3 separate regions of the Mus musculus genome follow, and regions 1 and 2 are each linked to region 3. The links are chromatin loops, found by intact Hi-C in ENCODE. Cell type or tissue: heart. All regions are shown on one strand.

The links. Hi-C counts contacts between places; a loop is a spot of excess contacts. Peaks named below come from ENCODE experiments on the same cell type or tissue, not always from the same donor. Only the 100,000 strongest peaks of a DNase experiment are listed, where the experiment ranks them.
Region 1: a loop joins it to region 3, with 6 times the contacts of the local background. A loop is called at or near these places in 29 of 42 quality-filtered maps.
Region 2: it touches region 3 in a loop (4-fold over the local background); 30 of 42 quality-filtered maps call a loop at or near these places.

What each region holds. Positions count from the first base shown.
Region 1 is chr15:99,710,832-99,718,831 of GRCm38, reverse strand. Smarcd1 (SWI/SNF related, matrix associated, actin dependent regulator of chromatin, subfamily d, member 1) reads right to left here. Exons shown (of 13, transcript NM_031842.2): 11 at 7,617-7,739; 12 at 6,572-6,673; 13 at 4,837-6,460. The coding sequence ends at 6,407. Gpd1 (glycerol-3-phosphate dehydrogenase 1 (soluble)) reads right to left here and starts at 1,245. Exons shown (of 8, transcript NM_010271.3): 1 at 1,184-1,245; 2 at 503-680. The coding sequence starts at 1,224. It overlaps Gm16537 (predicted gene 16537), which reads left to right. Exons shown (of 3, transcript NR_155353.1): 3 at 2,993-3,298. In heart, CTCF peaks have their summits at 3,774 (motif pointing left) and 4,966; DNase peaks (open chromatin) are centred at 1,281, 3,211, 3,781, 4,381 and 1 weaker place; H3K27ac peaks cover 2,851 bases.
Region 2 is chr15:99,720,776-99,728,775 of GRCm38, reverse strand. Gpd1 (glycerol-3-phosphate dehydrogenase 1 (soluble)) reads right to left here. Exons shown (of 8, transcript NM_010271.3): 6 at 6,608-6,841; 7 at 6,214-6,320; 8 at 3,762-5,585. The coding sequence ends at 5,489. It overlaps Cox14 (cytochrome c oxidase assembly protein 14), which reads right to left and starts at 3,158. Exons shown (of 2, transcript NM_183256.3): 1 at 2,928-3,158; 2 at 640-1,131. The coding sequence starts at 1,123. The coding sequence ends at 950. Gm16537 (predicted gene 16537) reads left to right here and starts at 4,302. Exons shown (of 3, transcript NR_155353.1): 1 at 4,302-4,459; 2 at 6,616-6,862. In heart, CTCF peaks have their summits at 3,332 (motif pointing left) and 4,123 (motif pointing left); DNase peaks (open chromatin) are centred at 3,145, 4,015, 4,785, 5,415 and 3 weaker places; H3K4me3 peaks cover 3,844 bases; H3K27ac peaks cover 4,165 bases.
Region 3 is chr15:99,774,279-99,782,278 of GRCm38, reverse strand. Lima1 (LIM domain and actin binding 1) reads left to right here. Exons shown (of 11, transcript NM_001113545.1): 11 at 989-3,811. The coding sequence ends at 1,982. Among named protein-coding and RNA genes, the nearest start is that of Cers5, 5.8 kb to the right of the region's middle. In heart, a CTCF peak has its summit at 3,940 (motif pointing right); no DNase peak of the experiment used is centred here.

The DNA of each region.
Region 1 (8,000 bases), 63 kb after region 3:
TCTTAGGGGCCCGAACTTGGCAGTGGGAGCCCCAGTCTCCCTGCGGACTCTCTGTCCCCCCTTTCTAGGTGAGGAGAATGCCATATGGATTTGACCAAAGACCAAAAGTCCAATGATCAGCCTTCAGATCTGCTAATAACCAGTGAATGAGTAACAGGGTTAGAGTTCAGGGCAGGCAGGAGAAGTTGGACCCCGAGTCCGGGAGCCTGAGAACCAGCCTTTGGTTGCCATGGAGACCCCTCTTTTCCACCTAGCACCTCTAAGGGGTGGTACATTCAGATTCCAGAAAGATTCCAAAAGAGTAATATAGGGGCTTAATGGGGGAGGGGTACTCCAGGCCTAGAGCACCCCGCCTGCTGCTCCACCAAGCCAGCGGGCGCCTACAGTGGCCTCCTCCCCTCCTCTGGGAAGGAGGCACCTCGAAGTCACTTTTGCGTGTTGACTGAGTATACCCTTTCCTTGCCTCGCTCTCTCTCTCTTCTCACATCGAGTTGGAGCTCACCACATTGGGGGGCAGCTTGTGCCCTGGCAGGTATTTAACATTCTCGTGCTGAGTGTTGATGATCTCAGTTAGCTTTCTGCCCCCGATGTCTTCCTCAAACACCCACATGGTCACCCGTGGGTCAAAGTGTGCCAGCCGGCCTGCATTGCTACCCACGATCTTGGCAATGGCTGAGCCCCTGGCGGGAGAGGAAACACAGGAAAGTGGACTAGGGTGACAGGGAGGAGGGGGAGGAACTCATAAAGCTTGTTGGATTTTTTTTTACCTCCTGCCTCTCACTCTCACGTCACTCCGCCCCCCTACTCCCACCCTGGTCCCCTATGATGAATGTGTCTCCCACAACTGGCAATAGAAGATTCAATCTATCCAGTCTTTGCTGCTGGGGAGGTGGGCTAGCCTTCCCTACACCGCGCAGGCAGCTTCTCAGGCAGGGAAGGCAACAGCACTCTGCTCACCTTCCTGTGGTGAACAGGTGCAGCGCCCAGGCGGGCACAGCCGGGAGGCTGGGCACAGACTGTCCTGTGTACCGTAAGCACTGGAGACGGCAGCAGGAGTCCAGCTGGCTCCTGAGGGCATTTCCTACCCTCTGCCCGCTTCCTGCTCACCCAGCCTCCCTCCGCGGAGCCCCTCAGCCCTCGGAGAGCCCTTCCCTCCCCCCCTGCCCTTCACAGAACCACTCACCAGTTGCCAGAGCCGACAATGCAGACTTTCTTGCCAGCCATGGTGCTGCTTGCTGCTTCTCTGCCCCGGCGGGTGTGGGCTCCGAGTATTTAACTCCACCACACGTGGGTGCAGCCAAGCTCCGCCCCTGAGGTGGCCCAGAGGCTGGCACCCAGGGACTAGGAGTCTGGCCTGCAGAAAGGGTAGTAAAGGGGACAGACAGGTGGAGAACAGGACTGAGGCTGAGGCCAGGCCAGCTTTTCCTCTCGAGTTCCCAGCTGACAGTGCTGGCCAGCTTCTTCCCTCGTTTGGCCTCGGCTTAGTTCTCCACCTACGTATTGGTATTGAGTCTGGTCAAGAAACAGTAACACCCCCCCCCCCCCAGCTATCACACCCCCCCCCAGCTATCACACCCCCCCCCCCCAGCTATGCCTTCAGTCTCCAGCACTGAAATAAACTGCAACTGACAGGGCTCGGCATGGTGGTGCATGTCTTTAACCCCAGCGCTTGGGAAGCAGAGGCAAGAGGGTCTCGATGAGTTCGAGGCTAGTCTGTTTCAGAGAGAGAGAGAAAAAAGCACTAGCGTCAGCAACAGCGATGTTTTCAAAGGCAAACGCCTCATCGCTCTCGCTAGCTAGCATGTGCCTCCCCCAGATCCTCAGCTGTTCCACTCCCATGATGTCCCATGATGGTAGCTCCACCACGGGCTCTGGGTGAGAGGATCAAGGGATGTGAGCACCTTCTAGGGAATAATACTACAATACCACATACACAGTAAGGGGCTGCTTTGGTGTATACCCCCACCCCGACCAAGGATTAAAATATCTCGGGAGAAAATGGACATAGTGGTGCACACCTTTAATCCTGGCGTTCAGGAGGCAGAGGTAGGTGAATCTCTGTGTGTTTGAGGCCAGCCTGGTCTACAGAGTGAGTTCCCAGATAGTGGGGGGGGGGGGGTTACATAAAGAAACCCTGTCTTGGAAAACTAAAAATAACAAGGTCATCTTGGTTACTTGCAGGTCAGGGACCCACAGGTTGCCCCTTCACCTCAGATAATCTCCGTTTGAAGGTCTCTAAAGGGAAGGAAGGTCAAAGGCCACTGGTGACACGTGGCCCACCCACACTCCTTCCAGGCTTCAGGAAGGGCAGAAGGTGGTGGCCAGCACATGCTCCTGGATAAGCCTGATCTCCCTTCAATTTCTTCTCTCAGGCTCTGCTTATCCCACAGGGACCCTTAAATTAAACAGCTGGTTACAGTCTCTAGACAGGGCCAGAGAAGCCAGTTACAGCAGCAGCCTCTAAAACTCAAGGGTAGCCATGTCTCCGCAGCTCTGTGGTCTCTGATGCCGGTGTGGGTGTGTAGCTTTGGGGGAGGGGGAGAAAGGCAGGCCCATATCCAGCAGTTTGGGCTCCATGGCACCCACAGACATCTGTTTGACTAAGAGGAGGAACTCGGGTTTCCAAGTCACTCTGGAAAGCGCAGCGCAGGCTTCTCGCCCTCCAGTGCTGCACCTTGACCCACAGGGCAGGCGCCACTGTATGCTCATGTGCAGACCTCCTGGCTTGGCACACCACTAATGGAGTGTTGCCACCCACCCCCCCAGGCTGCCCCTGGCCAGGGACAGTAATCAGCACTAGGTTAGAGGGGAGTGTCACCAATGCCACCAGCGGCGAGGAGAAGTGGGTAGGAGGTCAGGATTGGAAGCATGTCTTTTTCTCAGCTCGGGGATTACACAGAGGCAGCCTATCATGGTCTCGCGGCCAGGCAGTCTCTAATGATGGGGAGAATCACTGAAATCAATCAATAGCTAGTTGTTTTTCTTCTATCAGATTCTGCCTGATGCAGAGCTAGCCTCCCACAGACCTCTCCTTTATCACACTGGCACAGAGATGAAGGCTCCGGTGCCAGGCCGCCAGCTGGGAGCGCTGATTACGAGGGGTGGAAGAGAAAGGATGTTCCTGTCCCTGGCACATATGATAGGAACCCTAAAGAATGGGCATTTATGCCTGAAACGGATCCTTGTTTTTGCTTAAATACTCCCGCCTCTCTTTGCCCCTACATCCTATTAGGCTGTGTGGAGAGACAAAGCACGTGGCCATTCACGAAGGAATAAAGAGAATGCTCGTTAACAGGAAGTTGTCTGTGCCACCAAAGCCTCTCCAAGAGCAGGCTGTGCCGTATCTGCTTGGAATTGATGATTCATCGGCCACTCATTACACGTGCAATTAGCCTGGGTAAAAACAGATGCCAGCTCAGTCACCCGCTCTCTCTAGACCCAGTGATTACACCTTTTTTTTAACCCTCTCAACTCAGAGAAGCCAGGATGTTCTAGATTGGCAGCAGACAGACAACACTACTCAGCAGACCCCCAGCTGCTCAGTGGGTAAAATTTTATTCACTTTTTTGTGAAATAGTGCCTTTGTAATCCTGGCTGGCCTGGAACTCAGAGACCCTCCCGCCTCTGCCTCCCTAGCGTGGAGATTAAAGGCATGTATCAATGTACTGATGAGTAAGATTTTTCAGCTGACTACAGGATGTGGCAGTGGCTCATCCAATGTTCCACACTTTCTTGGGCAGGAGTGCAGTAGGAGGTTGTGAGCCCCCTGGTGGAAGCAGGTAGAACTGCAGGCATTGCCTGCTTTTCCCAAGGAGCATCTCTGATGTCTGAGCAGCCAGCTAGGCAGCCCTATCTACTCAACACAGGACTAAAGCGGCCATCCACACTGGGTTTAAGAACAGACTTCTTAGCTGGGCATGGTGGCGCACGCCTTTAATCCCAGCACTCGGGAGGCAGAGGCAGGCGGATTTCTGAGTTCGAGGCCAGCCTGGTCTACAAAGTGAGTTCCAGGACAGCCAGGGCTACACAGAGAAACCCTGTCTTGAAAAAAAAAAACAAAAAAAGAACAGACTTCTTACACTGGGCGCTGTAATGGCACACATCTGTAATCTCCACTTGGGGAGAAGGAGGCAGTTGCATAGTAAGTTTACGGTCAGCCTTGGTTACATACACAGGAATACAACACAAAGAGAACCCTGCTATCTTGGGGCTGTCCGTGGAACCTGAAAAGCATGAGGTTGATGGGTTTGTATGGGAAACAGAGAAACCTGCTGTCACCGGGGCCTTGGCAACAGCTGGATGGGCATGCACCCTAGGGAGAACAGAGCCCAGTTTCATCAAGCTCAAGGGGCCCACAGATGCCAAAGGACAGCTTGTTCCAGCCAGCAAGTGACCTGGAGATTTCAAGGACGAGGGAGACACCAGCAGTGCCACTGCCTTGTCTGTTCATGATGGAGGTGGGAGGGACTATCCCAAGGGCATTGCTGAGGTCACAAGCCTCTGATACGACCTAGAGTCCCCGGGGAAAAGACTCATTTCCCCAGACCCCCAGAGCCCAGTACAACTGGAGATCACCAGTGTTCAAGAAACATCTCTCAAGTAAGAGAGCCCTGGGCAGCCTAACCCTGATGGCACTACAGTAGTGACTCCCCGGACAGTGGGGACCCACAGCGACCCCTCCAGACTGCAGGGACCCACAGTGACCTCTCTAGACAACAGGCACCCACAGTGACCCCTCCATACAGCAGGGACTCACAGTGACCCTTCCACACAGCAGGGACCCACAGTGGCCTCTCCAGACAGCAGGCACCCACAGTGACCCCTCCAGACAGCAGGGACCTGCTCTTTAGAAGTCTTTTATTAAAACTGGGTGACATCAGTTAAGGAGACAGTACAAAAAAAATTTTGGTCCATGAAAACAAAACAAAACAAAACAAAACACAATCAGTTAATAAGAACAGTTACCACCAGGGACACTGTGGAGTGCTAAGTCTCCTCATCGCGCTTCCAGCCAGAAGCCAGGCTGGGGCTCAGCTGCCCCAGGGCTGTCCAGTGTCACTGTGGGGAGGACCTTCCAAGGGGAGGGGTGGATATAGGACATGGGAGGACAGGGAGAAGACTGCTGTCCCCAGTACAGAACAGGCTGGGAAGGGTGCAGGAGCACTGCTCGCAGGAGCCTGAGGTGGGGGTGGGGAAGCAGGGGCTTTGTCAGTTCTGTGGGTTCAGAGCCCATGCTCAACAGAATCCCCCTGTGCCCAGCTGTCTCCCACCCTGCAGTGTTGTCTGCGAGCCTGGGACATGCTAACTCCGGGTGACAAACCTGGAAGAATCGGAGGCTTCCCTGGAAGATTCAAAGCATCTGTCCCAAGGGGCCTCGATCCCACATCCTGCTGCTCCCTGAGGGGTCTGAAGCTTTGAGGGCAGGGCAGGGGGTGGGGAGTCACAAACCCATTTCAGACCTATTCTCCAGCCCTAGGCGCTTTTACTCCTCAGTGCCCGGGAAGCCACCAGTGGGATTCAACTGGGCAGACATGGGACAGGAAGACAGGGATGGCCTAGGGCTTTACCCGTTTGATTTCAGGCCTGTTTCTCCATTTACAGGAGGGGGCAGGGTGGAGTGAATAAACAAGCCACTCCTCTAACAGCAGGAAGGAACAGTCTCTGCTGGGAATGACAAGGAAAGGCAAGATCCCCAACCCAAAAGCGTGGGTTAGGGCAGGTGTAGGGAAATCCTAAACTGGGCGGCTACGGGAGTGTGTGGGAGGGAGCAACAATTCAACACACACTCCAATACTGACATGGACCCCTAAGGGGTCAGAGGACACTGAGACAGCAGGTTAAGTCCAGAGGGCAGGGGACCAACCCGGGGCTCAGTGAAGCCCAGGCTCCTTTACTGCCAGAGGTAAAGGAGCCTCTGCCCCAACCTGCGGAGGGGAGGGAAGAAGTCAAGCTACCGGGAGGGCCAAGGTCAGCTAGCTTACAGACTGCCCTAGGCCTGAGGCTCAGACAGGGATAGCTCCCAAGGCCTAGGTCTCCTGACAAGGGCAGGATCAGTGTAGCTGGTCTCCCTCAAGACCACCTGACCTCAGGAGGCCCCCACTCTGTGGTTCTCTAACACTATCTAGAGGTCCTATGTAGGATAGGGAGGTAGAGGCACACAGGAGCCTGATGGGGAGGAGCTGAGGCGGGGTGGGGTGAGGGGGGGACACGACGGGACGGGGGACGACTGGGGTACAGGACGGGATAACAGGTGACTGTGAGACAGAAATGTGACACCCTCTTCATTGTGACACTGTCCTGAAGCCAAGTCCCCTGGAATGCCTCAAGCAAGACCAAGACAGGTACACTGAGGCAGGCAGCACAGGGCCCAAGGAATCGGTGCAGCCAGGCTAGGGCCACAGAGGCCCTATGTGTTTCGGATTCCCAGGGCTTGCTCTAACTCTTGCCGCCTCTGCTGCACCTGCAGAGAAAATAGGGATGCAAGCTGGAGATACCAAAGGCTGGCAACCAGCTGACACCACTCGTCCTGCCTTGTGTCACCTCCCTTGGGCGCCCCAGACACAGCACCAACCTTGGAGTAGAAGTATCGGCACACAGCCTCCTGAGCCCAGGGCTGGAAGTAGAACTCAGCACGACGCTCCTCTTCCGGGTTACCCACCACATCAGTCATCGTCTGGGGGTGGGGGGAGCGGGAGGACAGGACAACATGGTTCCCGCTCTCACAGCTGCTCTCAGTTGGACTGTACCCCTTGCCTGCCCCCAGCTCCCCGCCAAAGATGCTCAAGGTCTAATTCCCCAGCACCTGTGAATGTGACCTGATATGGAAATAGGGTCTCTGCAGATAGTCAAGTTAAGGTGAGCTCATTGGGATTGGCCCTAATCCAGTATAACTGGTGTCCTTACGAAGGAGGGAAATGTAGACAAAGAGAGATACACAGACACAATGTGAAGACACACAAAGACAGCAAGCCTGACCTGAGGGACACACAGGGTCACCAGAAGCTAGCAGAGAGCATAGCAGAGACCAACCCTGTCACTTTCACTCTGGATTTCCAGTCTCCACCACTGGGAGACAATCCCCATTGCTCAAGCTACCCAGTTTGGGTCAGGTTTCTTCAAAAGACCCAGCAGGCCAAAATAAACAAATAAATGACATCCCAAGTCACGTGACCCAAGCACCCATTAAGTCACTGCCAGGTGCCCTTTCTGCTGTGCTGGCCACAGCAGTCACAGCACACCAAGCACCTGAGCTGTGACACCCAGGTGCATGTTCCCGTCTAGGCTTATGATGGTCTTCTCCTGGGAAGCATCTCCAACGTTTTACTCACACTAGCTATGTTTTCCTGATGGAATACATCTGCGGGAGAGCAGAGCCCAGATCCTCAGTTCTAGTCCCAACAGCTGGGAGTCCAGAGACAACACTGGGAAGCACTGACTATGTCCTCATGTCCTGCATCTACTCCCTTTATCAACTCTAGCACGGACCCTGAGATGTACTAAAACAAACAAAAAACAAGACCGGTGATCCCTCCCTTGTCCCCCAGCTCTCTGCACAGGAGTAAAGTGACCACACGCTGCACTCCCTAGGTCCCTCCGGGCCTTTCCCAGGCTCCTACCTTGAGGTCCCTGCACTGGGACTGAAGCCAATCATTGATGAAACCCTGAGGGTCTCGGGCAAAGCTCAACATGAACTCTCGCTGGGTCTTCAGCTGGTTGATGGTCTCTATCGTCTCATGGATCTGAAAGGAAGAAGTGTGCTCCATGTTCAAGGCAGAGAAGCTCTAAAGTAAAGGCAGACGCAGGCTGGCCCTGCTGGGCTTGCTGCCCAGAGTCCACTGGGTCTAAGAGCTCCTGCAGCCCTCTGGCCCCCTTCAGAAAGCAGCGTGCTTGCTTCTATCCAGGTAAGGAAAGTTGTGCTTTCAGTGTCTGATCACCTGCCACCTTCCAACAGACCCACGTGCTCTCTCCACATCTCAAGACACCTGGGCTGAAATCTCCCA
Region 2 (8,000 bases), 54 kb after region 3:
TCTTCCAGAGGTCCTGAGTTGAAATCCCAGCAATCACAAGGTGGCTCACAACCATCCGTCATGAGACCTGATGCCCTCTTCTGGGGTGTCTGAAGACAGCTACAATGTACTTAACTGTTATAAATAACTAAATCTTTAAAAAAAAAAAAAAAGGAATAGCCCCCCATATGGTCATAAATTTGATATTTGGTCCCCAAATGGTAGAACTGTTTGGGAAGAACTGGGAGTGTGACCTTACCAGAGGAGGTGTGTCACCAGGGGGGTGGTTTTGAGGTTTTAAAAACCCGCCATTTCCAGTTAGCTCTTTGCCTTGTGCCTGTGGATCAGATGTAAGTTCTCCACTTCTCTAGGGCCATGGCTGCTGGCCTGCTGCCACGCTTCCCACCACGGTGGTGGTCATGGACCCCTCTGAGACTATATGCCCCAAATAAATGCTTCCGTGAGGTAACTTTTTATGGTTTCTTTACGGCAGTAGGAAAGATACTGCCAGGCATGATGGTGCAGGCCTTTAATCCCAACACTTGGGAGGCAGAGGCAAGAGGATCTGATCTCTCTTAGTTCAGGCTAGCCTAGTCTTTTATAGAGTCCCAGGACAGCGAGGGCTATATAGACCCTGTCTTGAACAAACAAAACAGGAAAGAAAGAGAGAGACCAAGCTTTTAGAGAACTCAAAGCCACACCTCTATGATCCATTTACTCTCTGGGTACACAGAACCACTAAAACACAAACAAAGCAAAATATTTAATCTCTGTAATAAACCTCACCCTCACATTCCCATTTACTTGATGGCCTCCATAAACTGTCAGAACGGCACAAGCTAGTAGCACTACAGAAACCAAGGCATTTTAGCCCAGCAGGTTTGAAAGGCATGGGGGCCTAGTTCTTGCCAGGGTTGACATGCAGGAAAATCTTTTCCATTTCAGGCCGCAGGCCTCACGCCTCGCTGCTCTACAGGACTCCTGAGGTCTTCTGCTCTTCTGCAGCCTGGCGCCTGGCACTGCGCAGCTGGAGGTAACGGTAGGCTCGTACACTGCAGAGGTAACCCCCATACACAGTGAGGAGCATCATCGAGGCAGAGAAGGTCTTGTAGCCGATATCGGCTAGCTGCTTGGCAGATGGCATGTCTTCCCCTACAAAGACAGATTGGAGTTGGTCTGCAGGATAGGCCTCTCCTCCTTCCCGGAGAGCCATTCCTTATTTTCATCTTCACGGATGCATCCTATGCTGGTGACTCCTGTGTGGCTGCTCTTAAAAGAGTTAAGCATGGGGCTGGTGAGATGGCTCAGTGGGTAAGAGCACCCGACTGCTCTTCCGAAGGTCCGAAGTTCAAATCCCAGCAACCACATGGTGGCTCACAACCACCCGTAATGAGATCTGATGCCCTCTTCTGGAGTGTCTGAAGACAGCTACAGTGTACTTACATATAATAAATAAATAAATCTTTAAAAAAAAAAAAAAAAAAAAAAAAAAAAGAGTTAAGCATGGCAGTTTCAGAGCTCTGACTCAAAACATCTACACCCGAGGTACAGAAGGCCGGAAACAGGTGTATATGATGCGATGCCATCAGAGCTAACACAGGCTCTCCTTATTTGTGCTTAAAAAGTGACCAGCCGGGGCTGGAGAGATGGCTCAGTGGTTAAGAGCACTGACTGCTCTTCCAGAGGTCTTGAGTTCAATTCCCAGCAACCACATGGTGGCTCACAACCATCTGTCATGGGATCCAATGCCCTCTTCTGGTGTGTCTGAAGACAGCTATAGTGTATTCATATACATAAAATCCAGAAATAAATCTCTTTAAAAAAAAAAAGTGACCAGCCCACCCAGACTATACTAGGAATCAAACCTGGGTCCTCTGGAAGAACAGCAAGGCTCTTAACTGCTGAGCCATCTCTCCAGCCTCAGAACCATATTTTAATCAGGCTACTTATTGTGGTAGTGAAATTCTCCCGAGAGAGGACCTGAAGATAGACTTGAGGATGTGTGTGTCTGGGGGATCCTGCCTGTAGAGTGCCAGAGTCACTTCGCCCTGGTGAAAAGCTAATTTCACCTTGTTCACTGATAGAGAAGATTTGAGTATGATTTAAAGTGGGATGTAACTCAGTGTAGCAGGCACAAAGCCAGAGGTTCAGTCCCCAGAACTGCATTAAACAGAGCATGTGGTATATGCTGGAAATCCCAGCACTCAGGATGTGGACATGAGACCCTGTCAAAAACAAAAAACAAAAAAACGGGGGGGGGGTGTGAAACAAAAAGAAGCAAATCCGAGATAACCTCAAAAACAAACAATAAAACCCTGAAGTTAGAAGCCCAGATACAAGGATTAACTTTGGAAATAAAAGAAACTCTTGAGACTGGCAGAAGGTTTTCATCTGATGGGCATCCTTTACAAAACAAATAAGGATCAAAGCCCTAAAACCACCCCAGCTTCTGTCATTTAGCCCTCTTTGGAGAGACTTGGTGTCCGCAGAAAACAACTTCTGACTAACGGAGCCCAGAAAGGTAAGCTATGAACCCCATATTCTGTAGGATCAGAGAAGGTGGTGAGGACCTCAGAGAAATAAGTGGCTTTGAGGGACCGTGAGGAGCTTTGGGGTTGAGGCGAGCAGTTTCAGAAGGGAGGACAGCCAGGCCGCAGTCACACCAGGAAGGCGGTCGGACTATGACAGCCGGGGAGCCAGCAGGGGCTAGCACAGCGCAGGGACTAGGAGCCGCGCGCTCTCAAGGGCACAGGCCGAGGACGCGCGGTGCGGGACACAGGGGAGCGGAGGGGAGCGCGGTGCGGGGCACAGGGGACAGCAGGGACTCGGAACGGGGAGCAGGGGAACAGCGTGAAAAGCGGCGACACGGGGAGCAGGGGGCGCGGTGCGCCGAGCAGGAGAGCGTGGGGGGAGGGCGAGTGCGCTTGGCCGTCCGGCCCGCGGCCTACCTGGAGGCTGCAACTCGGCCGCGTCAGAGCGATGCCTGCTCAGTCTGCCACTCGCAGAGTCGCGCGGCCGCCGCAGGGCAGGAAGAGGCAGTCACCAACGCGCAGCTCCTCAGCCACTGGTGCTCAGCCCCGCTCCGGACCCGACACCCCCTGCGAAAACTCGCCCACTAAAGCGAGAGCCAGCCTTGAACTTCCGGCTTCTACCTCTCTCTTACGCACGCTCAGTCTAGCCTTCCTCTCGGAAAGGCCCATTGAATTCTGGGGGGTGTGGTTCTGGTCCATCAAGAGCGCTCCTTGGAAAACGGGAAAAATTTTAGCTCAGAATTAGCCAATCCGCAGTCTAAGTTCAGTGACGTAAACTGTAGCTAGGTAGATCCTCGGAATTCTCCAGCGATGGGCCTAGCGCCCCCTACCGCCTGGAGCGGCCCTTTACAGGGTGATCCGGAGGAACCGACCTTAGCTGGACCAGCACTAGTGAGGCCACAGAATGGGTGTAGGGGGTGAGTCGGGGGATGGGAGGGTGACTCGCTAATATTTCTGCCTTGTGCGCGACCTCCTCGTAGGCAGGCAACGTGACAGACCCTGTAAGAAGCGCTGGGAAGACTGGCTGACAGCTTGGGTGGAAGAGGGGATACGAAGCACAAAAGGGGACGGGGGTGGGGTGGGGGGGTGGAGGTGGGGGCTGTGAGCAGAGTGGACGCCAATGCCGATTGATGCCCGAGTGTGGCTGCTATTAAACAAGGATGATTTTTTCCACTTCTTGTCTTACATTGAGTAAAACATGCATGCAGTGATACATGACCCCACACACTGCCACATAAACTCCCCCAACTCTTCCAGTTTCTGGAAAAACCACACTTTATTGGGTAGACAAGTGGCCTGACAGAAGACCTCAGATTCACAGTTGACTGACTGAGCAAACATAGGTTAAGGTGTTGGAATCTGTCTGCATCCCGCCCCAGTCTCCCGGGGAACAGCTCTGAATTGAGTCATGCGTGGGAGGGTTCCAGCCCAGTCGGGATCGATGACAGGGCCCCCCCTCTTCCCCTTACCCGACAGCTCTGACCTTCACTAAGACGGAATTCTTAAAGGCTAGGAGCAGAGAGGGACCTGGCACCTTAATGTGTTAGTTTAATATCAAGCTGGCCAGAGCCACGGTGTCCCAGTTGCTGCCACACAGGAAATGGAGACCCCTGGTGGAGAGAGAAACCTCCAGCTATTTATAGCTAGCGCTCCAGGCTGCTGATCTGTGACATTCTCTTGCTGCCACCCAACTTTGGAACAGGGCCAGTGCAAAGCAGTCTCCCATCCCCCTCTGATCTCCCTCACCCCAGGGCAGGCAGTTTTCAATTGTCCTTCCCTCGAGTTCCCCAGCTCCTGAGGTGTGTGGGTCCGATCTCGCGAGGACCTTGTTCTGTTCCGAGGACAGCTGGCCTTGGACTAGGACCCACCAACCCTTGTGGAAACCTACTGAACCTTTGAGCTGCTCCTTAGTTCTAAGCCTACAGATGCCGGGTGGCCTTCCAGGCTGGGTGAGAACGACTTGGGCAAAAGGAAAGGGCAGAGTCAAGAATATGGGCTGACAGCCCTGAGGACGATAAACTATAAATCCTACATTCTGTTAGACGTGAAGTTGGTGGTGACTGCAGAGAGAAGCGGCCTTGTGGGGAGGACCCTGAGAAGAAAGGTCAGCAGTAGGAGGGGCTGGCCGGGGCCGGAGCTCCTGACTGGGGAGGTGGACAAATAGGAAGGTCAGGGGAGCCTGAGCCATCTGAGCCTGCTGTGAAAAGAGTGTAGCTCTGTCAGCAGATTAGATTCCTGCTCCCCAAAGAGGGTGCTGGCAGCTGGGTGCAGGCAAGGGAAAGCTGGGAAAGGTCACACAGGGTGGGGAGGCCCTGACAAAGCTCCAGGAACCAGGAAGTCTCTGGGAAGAATGGAGCGCCCCAGGGCCAGAGATGCCTGTGGAGAGCAACTCTTGTGCCAGAGTAGCCTGGGGGAGGGGGAAGTAGAGGCTTCTGAGGAAGCAAGTGTTGCTAGGAGAAGTTAGAGTGGGGTTGTTTGAGAGCTTTGTATTTTGTTAGCAAACAGTGAGATCGTTGATGTTGTGTGGGGCCTGGCAGAGGTCGGCCAAAGGGTCTCTGGGGTCTGTGTCAGCTCAGGCATCCAGACCCTTCCCTTGGCAGCCTTTGCCCCATCTTTCCTGTGGCTGAAGTGCTTCTTCAGTCACTTAATGGGACTTGGGACCGGTTCCCAGTGTGTGTGAGGCAGCAACCGGCAGCCCTTGACTTGGCGCCTTCCCTTCCCCCAACCCCACCCCTGGAGCAGGCACCACTGGGGCTTAGTTCTACACTTCCCAGAGGACAGCAAGGAAGTGTGGATTCTGTGGCGAGCATCTCTAGGTGTGTAGCTGAGCCCCGCAGCCTCCTGTCCTCAGGGTCCTTCAGAGAGGACTCTGCTAGATGGGGAGTCCTGGAGACAGTCCTGATGACGGGTGTCACGTGCTTCCTTCCGCTTGTCTCCGTTGGGGCAAAGGGGCTGCCTGTCCTGGGCCCTGGCCCCATTCACATGTGTTCCGGGTGGTTCTGCAGACAGCGGATGAATTCGCCCACTGGCTGGCCCTCATAGCACACTTTGTACACCGCAGTGAACAAGGGGAACCTAGAGAAAAAGAGCCTCAGCTTCACTCCCTACACACAGTCCACCCTCAACATGCATGCCCACCCAGGTCCAGACTCAGTGCTAGCTCACCACTTCCCTAGCCTCCCGCAGTGGGAGTTCAGCCAGAAGCCAGCTCTCTGTTGCTACCTGCCAGGAATCTGAATTCCTGGCCCTGGGATTTGGGGTCAGGTTGCCATCCACTCTGATCTTTAGCATTCTGCACTTGCTTGACTCAGTCGCATGCAGGCTTTAAATATTGTTTGGTTTTTAACAAGTAAACCATTCAATTCTCTGGACCTCAGTGTCACCGGTTGTAAAATGGGTCCAGTATGATAAAGTAGCAAAGATGTAGTTTATGTTCTATATACTGGTATACTAAGCCAGTTGTTTCTTATCATCCCCGCTTGGCTATTCCCTATATCCAAAGCCATGAGCCAAGAAAGGGGAGACCATGCAAAAGGGGCTGAGCAGCTAGTGGAAAGAGGGTGGACTGGCTGAAGATACTCGGCACCCAGACACTCCAAGCTCTCTCTGTCCATTGCACAGGTTGTGTGGGGTTCAAGAGGATGGGGAAAGGGGTGGCAGTCAACCTGTGACTCCTCCCCCAAGGGCGCTGGCAAACACTCACTTGTCCACAAGGCCCTTGTGTTGGAGAATGCTGTGCAGCTCCCGGGCTGTCTGGGGCCCCTGTAGCTTCTGCCCATTTAGCATCTCCTTCTCCAGCTGCTCAATGGACTGTGGAGAGGATGCCACGAGAAGGGAAGTGGGAGAGGGCGCTGTGTGAGCAGCAAGGTCGGGTGGGAAGTGGGATCTTGAGGGGGTGAAGGAGTAATGGCCCCTGTTCCAAACAATTTCTCCATTCCCGTGGTTGAACGCAGGGCCTCATGCGAACTCTGCATAGGTAAGTGCTCTACCACTGAGCCACATTCCAGTCAGTCACTGTCCATCTGAGACAGGGTCTGGCTGCCGGAATACCTGCCCCGCACATCACCCCTCCCCCACCTTGACATCTCCCTGCCTACCTTTCCAGTTCGAGCAAAGGCCTCTGCCACCTTGCGGTTCCGCCCCCCATAGCAGGTCGTGATGAGGTCTGCGACCCCGCAGCTCTCCAGGAAGGTGGCCGAGGACACAGTGCCACTGCAGAAGAGCTTGGCGAAGGCGATCATCTCCATGAGCCCCAACCGGATCACCGCCGCCTTGGTGTTGTCACCGAAGCCAAGCCCATCACAGAAGCCAGCCCCAACGGCCACTATATTCTTTGAGGAGTAGAGACACAGGTGAGAAATTTGCCTCTCCAGAGGCTCCACTTGGAGCCTTCTGCACCTCCCCATGCTGCATGTATCAGCCTTGGCAAACCCATCAATGAACCATGTAGCCTCCTCTTAAACCAAGATCTCTGCTTCCTGCTTTCCCATGTGGTGTGTGCCTTCCCAACACCCACGTGTGCGCGTGTGTGTGTGTGTGTGTGTGTGTGTGTGTGTTTGTGTGTGTGTGTGTGTGTGTGTGTGTGTAGATATATCTGTGAGCTTATATGTGTGGAAGTGATTGACATGGTTTTCCTCTCCAGTGTTGTTAATAATAATAATAATTTGCCAGACAGGGTTTCACTATATAACTTTAGCTGGCCTAGAAATCTCTGTAGACCAGGCTGGGCTCAAACTCACAGAGAACCACCTGCCTCTACCTCCTACGTGATGGGATTAAAAGCGTACCTCACGATGCCCAGAAAACCTTGGTTTTGAGATAGCATCTCTCGGTGAACCTGGAGCTCACTGGTTGAGCTTGACTCTCTGTCCAGAAGGCTGCAGGAACCTCACCCCTCTGCTTCCTCACTGTTGGAGTTACCACTGAGCCTAGCTTTTCAGCATGGGTCCTGGGGGATCAAGTCCTCACCAGGCTTGTGTGACAAGCTCTTTACCAACAGAATCATCTCCCTAGCCTTGCTGGCCTTGAACTCAGAGATCTGCCTACCCCTGCCTTCTAAGTGCTGGGATTAAAAGAGTGCACACCACCATCACCTGGCACCTTTTCTTAATTTCTATCTCATATTTATTCTTGACATTCCCTGTGAGAGTCACTCTTCCCCTACCCCCTTTTTCTTTTCAGACAGTGCCTCACTATGTAGTCCCTGACCCGCCACTAACTCATAGAGATCTGCCTTCCCTCCTGAGTCCCCCGAGTGCTGGGATTAAAGGCATGTGCCACTATAGTTCTGGCCATCTGTTCCCTGTTGTTGTGTGACAAGCTCTTTACCCTGACATCTCTTCACACTGGACCATCACATAGACTCAGGGCTGGATCCATCTCAGAGGAGGTCTAAGGGGGGTGGAGGAAGAAGGACCCACTGCTGACTGGTTAAGGTTAAGAGTCAGCAAGCCTGGATGCCCTGCTCTGAATGGGGCAGTGGTGATGCTG
Region 3 (8,000 bases):
GTTGTGATTTTAAAATTAGCACAGATGATAAATCAAGAAGAAAATTATATGACTTACAGGTTATAAAAAATGTTGAGGAAATGAGTGATTGGAGCCATAAGGTTAAGACAGACTTACAGGAAAAGTAACTTTTAAACATTTTGACTAGAGAGAATAAAAGCACTTGAAAACGAGGAATTACATACCAGTTAGGAGAGTGACCGGTGAAGGTTTACTGGTCATAGGGCGTGAGCATGTTCTGTGTAAAGGTAACGACAATCATGGCGCTGCACACCTGAGCTCTTAGCGCTCAGAAGACTGAGTTTCAAGTTCAAGGCCAGCCTGGGTTACATAGTGACTTTAGACCCTCCCTGGAAAAAATAAAACTAGAAAAGGCCTTAAAAGAGCATAAGACTTTTGGGATAGCACTTGAAATGTAAATGAAGCGTCGGGTGGTGCTGGCGGCGCATGCCTTTAATCCCAGCACTTGGGAGGCAGAGGCAGGTGGATTTCTGAGTTCGAGACCAGCCTGGTCTACAGAGTGAATTCCAGGACAGCCAGAGCTACACAGAGAAACCCTGTCTTGAAAAACAAAAACAAGGGCTGGTGAGATGGCTCAGTGGGTAAGAGCACCTGACTGCTCTTCCGAAGGTCCAGAGTTCAAATCCCAGCAACCACCATGTGGTGGCTCACAACCATCCGTAACAAGATCTGACGCCCTCTTCTGGTGTGCCTGAAGACAGCTACAGTGTACTTACATATAATAAATAAATAAAAAAAGAAAAACACAAACAAACAAGGCACTTTCCTTGGACTAGGGTTATAGATGAGTTAGCACAGTGTTTGCCTGGCATGTAGAAGACCCCCCACATTCACAGTATCTACCTCCAAAGGGGAAGGAGGGTTCTCACCATCTCACAAAATACTGACACTCTCGTTACAGCCTGCCGCAGTAACTGAGAGTATAAAGGAAGATTCGCTGACTTAGTGTTTTCTCTTTTGGTGACAGTCTAGGAACATATGCATCCTTACATGGACGAATCTACTGTAAGCCTCACTTCAATCAACTCTTCAAGTCCAAAGGCAACTATGACGAGGGCTTTGGGCACAAGCAGCATAAGGATCTGTGGGCAAGCAAGAGCGACAATGAGGAGACTTTGGGGAGACCAGCCCAGCCGCCTAATGCAGGGGAGAGCCCCCATAGCCCGGGTGTAGAAGATGCCCCCATCGCCAAGGTCGGCGTGCTGGCGGCAAGTATGGAAGCCAAGGCCTCTTCTCAGAGGGAGAGGGAGGATAAGCCTGCGGAGACCAAGAAGCTGAGGATCGCCTGGCCTCCGCCAGCCGAGCTGGGCGGTTCCGGAAGTGCCCTGGAGGAAGGGATCAAAGTATCGAAGCCCAAGTGGCCTCCGGAGGATGACGTCTGCAAGACGGAGGCCCCGGAGGATGTAGATCTGGACCTGAAGAAGCTGCGGCGGTCTTCGTCCCTGAAGGAGAGGAGCCGCCCGTTTACGGTAGCAGCTTCCTTTCGAACCTCTTCCATCAAGAGCCCCAAGGCCTCTTCGCCATCTCTCAGGAAAGGTTGGAGCGAGTCCGAGCAGAGTGAGGAGTTTGGAGGAGGGATAGCGACGATGGAAAGGAAACAAACGGAAAATGCCAGACCCTCTGGGGAGAAAGAGAATGTGGGAAAATCACGCTGGCAGGGCGAGGAAGTGCCGAGGAGCAAGGACCGTAGTTCTTTTGAGCTGGAGAGTGAGAATTTTATGGAAAATGGAGCAAACATAGCTGAAGATGACAACCATGTCCACGCACAGCAGTCCCCGTTAGAACCCGAGGCTCCGGGTTGGTCTGGCTTTGTAGACACCACGGCTGCTAAAGAATTCACTACCCAGAATCAAAAATCCCAAGATGTCGGGTTCTGGGAGGGAGAAGTGGTCCGAGAGCTGTCTGTGGAGGAACAGATAAAGAGAAACCGGTACTATGATGAGGACGAGGATGAAGAATGACCGGCCGCCATGGTTCTGGCCTTAGATTTTGGTTAGCAACTCACTGCCCTTTATCAAGTGGTGCGCAGAAACAGGCAGCTTGGCGCCAAGGGTCATTCATGTGGGAGCAACTTTGGAAATGAATTCCCGCTAGCAAAACAGGGCAAAAACAAGCAAAAACAAAACAGACAAACAAACTCACCCAAAACCAATTCTAAGCGCATTGTCAAAACACCAGTGATCTTTTAAGCCTGGTGTGGTGGTAAACACCTTTAATCCCAGCACTCCACTCGGGAGGCAGAGGCAGAGGCAGGTGGGTCTCTCTGAGTTCCAGGACAGCCAGGGCTACAAAGAGAAACCTTGCCTCAAAACAAACAAACAAACAAATCCCTCCATTTTTTCAGGGAAGGGCTAAGTAGGGATTTCTCTCACTGATGCTGCCTGCCATCCACTGCATTCCCCAAATCAAGATTGGTGTGGTTAGATATTTAGAGGCTTGTTTTCACACTACAGAGACCATTGTGGAATTAGAGACACACACAACACATTTAGGAGCCCACCTCATGACCAGAGGCACTTTAGTATAAAGGGCACAGTGTAGCTATTTTACCAATTTCATTTTTTAGTACTCAATTGCTGAAAATCAAATATTTAGTCTTTCAAGCTTTTGAAATGCATTCTCTTCCTCTGGTAGATAGGGAAAGCTTACTGTCTTTCATCCTACATCCTGTATTTTTAATCACTGAGGCACAAAACAGCAACCTTTGGCCAAGTGAAAGGCGCTGGTTACTGAAGCCGGAGCAGCAGTGTTCAATCCCCAAAACCTACGTAAAGGTGAGAGAGCAGACTGCACAGAGCTGTCCACACGTGCCCATCATCAACAATAAGAAACAAGTTAAAAAAAAAAATACAACCAACCTCACAAACACCTGCGAGACAGAGAACCAACCTATATACTTTGGTGTTTGGAGAGACGGACATTGTACCCAGATAATCAGTGGCGAATGCCAGTGTGTCTCCCTGCACTCTGGGTGTTTGCCATCTCTTCTGGTGGTTTCTCGCACTTTGCGGAAAGCTGCAGTGTTGCTGTAAGACCTTTTGGATCACGCTTCACCATGCTCCAAGTAAAACAACCTGAGATCAGAGCTGGGAAGCCTCAGGTCGAGGCGAATCTTGGCTCTGAAATGTATTGATTTTTAGGCCAGATAATTCTTCCAGGGTTGCATTAAATCACTTTTAGGTCTGTCTTCTTAGGCCGTGTCCTACTTTGATTCATTGTAGTGATAAAACACTGGGCAGGAGCAACTCAGAGGGGAAGGGTTTGTCTCCACTCACAGGCCACGGGTCACACACAGGCCACGCGCGCACGCAGCATGGTCAAGGGAAGCGAGGCCAGAACCCAGAGGCAAGAGCTGATGCAGACCGTGTGGGAACACTGCTTGCTGACTTCATCTCTGTGGCTTACTCAACTGGTTTTCTTACACCACCCAGGGCCACCTGGCCAGGGGTGACACTGCTCACAACAAAAACAGACAAGGCCCACAGGTGCATCGGTTAGAGGCGGTTCATCAGCTGAGTCCCACATCCAGGTGACTCTGTGTGAGGCTGGTAAACCCAGAGGAGGATAGATGGTTTTCTCTGGTATTAAGGCTTTAGAATATTATAAACGAGTGCAGTTCTTGTATGTAACTGATATTCCAAATGATGTGTATGGCGGGGTGGGCTTAAGGTAGTGGCCTCTTTGCATTTGTAGAGATTTAGCTCAGTTTTAGAGATGTAAAATAATCTGTTTCCTTATGGCCTTGTTTAGCCTAAAACATTTTTATTCAATAAAGCTTTTAATTTACATTTCCAGTGTCCACACTGCTCTTATTCCCGTCTCCTCCACACTGCTCTTATTCCCGTCTCTTTACACAGGGTCTCTCGGAACCTGCTTCTATTGAGCAGCTTTTAGGGGGAAAATGCTGTGAGTTCATTTGACCACTAGATGGCAATGTAGAACCGAATTGTGCACTTTTCATCTACCCTAAAGACTTTTTTGGGAGTTGGGGGGCTGCAAGTAATTTGGCAAGAAAATTAGTGTGTGCATTCAAAATGAACTGTTTGTTTTACCAATTCAAATTCCAGTGGCGGATTTTACTGTTTACCGCATTCCGCATTTACTAATTTACCTTATGATTGTGTCTGACACAAAACAGGATTTTCAGCCATCTCTGCTGAAGACGCACGCTCTTCGCTCTGGGTGTGAGCGCGTTTGGTTGATTTCTTCTATAGAATCAACTTCTCCAAGTGTTTCCTGCTGCCATTGATTCGTGGTTTCAATAATAGCCTGAAAACCAAAGGTGGTGGTGGTCCATGCGTGTAATTCCAGGACTCAGGAGGCCTCTGAGACAGGAGGATTACTGAATTGGAAGCCAGCCTAAACCACAGAGTGTGAGTCCCAATCTCAAACAGATCAAGAGGCTGGAGAGTTGGCTCTGAATTTTAGAGTGAGTGCTGTTCTTCTGAAGGACTCAGGTTTGGTTCCTAGCACCCTCGTGGTGGCTCACAAGAATCTGAACTCCAGCTCTACAGAGTTTGACACCCTGTACTGACATCCACAGATATACACTTAAATAAGGATTAAAAAACAAGCCAGAAGCCGGGCGTGGTAGCGCACGCCTTTAATCACAGCACTCGGGAGGCAGAGGCAGGCGGATTTCTGAGTTCGAGGCCAGCCTGGTCTACAAAGTGAGTTCCAGGACAGCCAGGGCTACACAGAGAAACCCTGTCTCAAAAAACAAAAAACAAAAAAAACAAAAAAAACAAAAAACAACAACAAAAAAATGATTAAAAAATAAGTTGGAGTGGTGGCACGCCTGTAAACCCACCCTGTGGGAGGCTGAGGCCAGCGTGGGGCCGGAAGTGTGGGGCCAGCCTGTACTACAAGAGAGACCCTGCCTAAAAAGACCATCTTAGAAATTTTATTTAGTTTCCTATGATTGGATTTCTTCGGAGAGATGTGTGCTTTGGGGCAATCTATTTATTAGGTCACCCAGCATCTTCTCTCTAGTTTTCCACCTCACCTCACCCTAAGACAGGGTTTCCTCTCTGTGTAGCCCTGGACGTCCTAGAACTCGCTCTACAGACCAGGCTGGCCTTGAACTCACAGAGATCTGCCTGCCTCTGCCTCCTGAGTGCTGGGATTAATGGTGTGAGCCACAATGCCCAACTCTTAAACTCTCCTATCAGCCCAGGGTTATAATTCCGAAGTCTCACCTCTGCCCTCCACAGCTTCTCACCCTCGGTCAGTTTCAGCTTCTCTGTCATCTCTCGTCTTCTCTGCCTCTGTTCTTGACTTCCTGCAGTCTGCTGTTGATCAGGGCTTTGTATATCCCACTCAAGAGCTGTTTTCTCCCAATACGCTACTATGTGACTTCAGGTATACAGGCACACGACGTAGGTGTACAAACAAAACATGTACCGATAGTAAATTATGAGGCAACTCGTTTTTGTAGAAATGTTGATTTTTATGGTGAATGGGTATTTTGCCTGTATGTGTGTCTGTGCACCGTATGCGTGCCTGGTTACCATGGTGGCCGGCAGCATCGTTGCTCACCTGCAACTGGAATCACAGATGCTTGTGGTTTTCTGTGTGGATGCTGGGAATTGAACTTGGTTCCTCTGGGGGAGCAGCCAGTGCTCCACTGAACGATTTCCCCAGCCCAAAATATTTAAAACAGCTCTCTGGTATACAGAGAGTAAATTTGTATATTAATCAGATGGGTTTTATTTTTATAGAGAGAATCAAAACTTGAATATTTGCACATTAAATTTTTTTTTAGATTTATTTATGTGTACAAATGTTTTGCCTATATGCATATGTGTGTACCACATGAGTACCTCATGTCCCAGAGGTCAGAAGAGGGCATCTGAGTCTCTGGAACTGGAGTTATGGGTGTTTGTGAGTCACTGTGTAGGTTCCAGGAACCAAACCTGGTTCCTCAGCAACAGCAAGTACTCTTACCTGCCAAGCCAAGCTATCTCCCCACAGTCTCTGCATATTAGATCTTAATCTTTGGTACTCTAGAATGTAGAGCATTTTTGAAAAATATTTATTTATTGAGATGAGGTTATCTCACAATGTAAGCCACAGCTGGTGTAGAATTTATTATGTAAACCAGGCTGACCTTGAAATCAGAGACATCCACCTACCTCCATTTCCTGAGTGCTAGGATGGCATGATGACTGCTCGGCTGACCGTCAAAGAAGGGAGGCTTGGCTATTGGCTCTTGGTTAAGTCAAGGCAGCTAGGCACGAGTGGAGGGTCTGGCAGCTGTCAGTTGAAGCTGGTCCTTAGGACTTCGGCTTATTTGAAGTAAATATTAAAGAGTATTTACAAAAGGGCCTATTATTAAAGCTGTTTAGCAACGTTTAATTCCTAGCTCTTAGGAAAAGGTGGATTCCTCAGCTTCTCTCACTTTATCACCTATTTCAATAGGAATGATTCCAGTAAACATGTTAAGAATTGCTACATGCACATTTGGGGGGAATTTTGAATAGCATCTTAGACCAAATTCATTGTATACTGGTTCCCATATGCTCAGCTGACATGTTCTTCGTGCTCAGATTTAAAACCTCATGGGCCCAGAATAGCTGTTCATATACGTGTGTGTGTGTGTGTGTGTGTGTTTCCAGACAGGGTTTCTCTGTGTAGCCCTGGCTGTCCTGAAACTCGCTTGGTAGACCAGACTGGCCTGGAACTCCAGAGATTCGCCTGCCTCTGCCTACCCGGTGCTGTGATGAAAGGTGTGAGACACACACACACCCAGCCAAAAGATTGTCTACTAGACTAGTTTTTAAGACAGTCAGCCTAAAGGAAATGAGGGAAAGTGGAAAGAGTTCTCATCCCATTAACTCACTTAAGTTCCAAGGAGGCATAGAGGCCTTTATGTAAACAGGATTTTCAATTTTGGGAAGCAGGGGGGAGGGGGTTTAAAACATTTGCATAAAGGTTTTACAAGGTGGGGGAGATGAAGGAATTTGCATAAAAGACTTACCAGGTGAGCACAGATCTTAAATCTCATCACTCAGGAGGTAGAGGCCTGCGGACCTCTGAGTTGAGAGCCTCTGTCTTTAGAGTGAGATCCAGGACTGCCCGGGATATGCAAAGAAACTGTCTCAGAAAAAAAAAAAAAAGACCTACCAAGTGGGCAAGATAAGACCTGAATTCCTTGTTAGAAACAAGTTTATTGGTGTTGGAAAGAGAAGACCAATAATTAATGCTTTTTTACAAAGTCTATAAAAATTACAATGTACCTGGGGCTGGAGAGATGGCTCAGTGATTCAGAGGCCTTGTTGCTTTTGCAAGAGAATACATGTTTAGCTCCCAGCACCCACATTGTGGCTGACAAGCATCAGTAGCTCCAGTTCCAGGGGATCTGATGCCCTCTTCTGACCTCTACAGGCACCTGGCCTATCTGTGATACACGTGCAGACAAGCAGAACCTGCATATAATAAATGTAATTTGCACACACACACACCATACCACACACATGGAGTAGTTTCCATAAATGAGGCCGAGTTTAATGGACATGGCTTCAAGCAACGGTTCAGGAGCCTGCGATGTCACTTATGAGTTTGTTAGAAATAAGAAATGGGGGCTGGAGAGATGGCTCAGCAGATAAAAGCACTGGCTGCTCCTCCAAAGGTCCTGAGTTCAAATCCCAGCAACCACATGGTGGCTCACAACCATCCGTAATGGGGATCTGATGCCGACAGCTACAGTGTACTTAGATACAGTAAACCAATAAATCCTAAAGCAAGCAAGCAAGCAAGCAATGCTGAGGCTGTAGCTCAGCTGCAGCGAGTGTGCTTCCCATGCGTAAGGCCAGGGTTCAATCTGCAACACCAAAACAGAAAAGTCAATTAAGTCCACTCCCATGGGTTCTGTTCAGAGCATCTCTGGTTGGGCCCAGAAAGCTCCTAACACTCTCCATATGCGGCATGGGATAAGGCTAACGTCTGAGAAGCACTCAGGTGAGGAACACTTTTGAGTG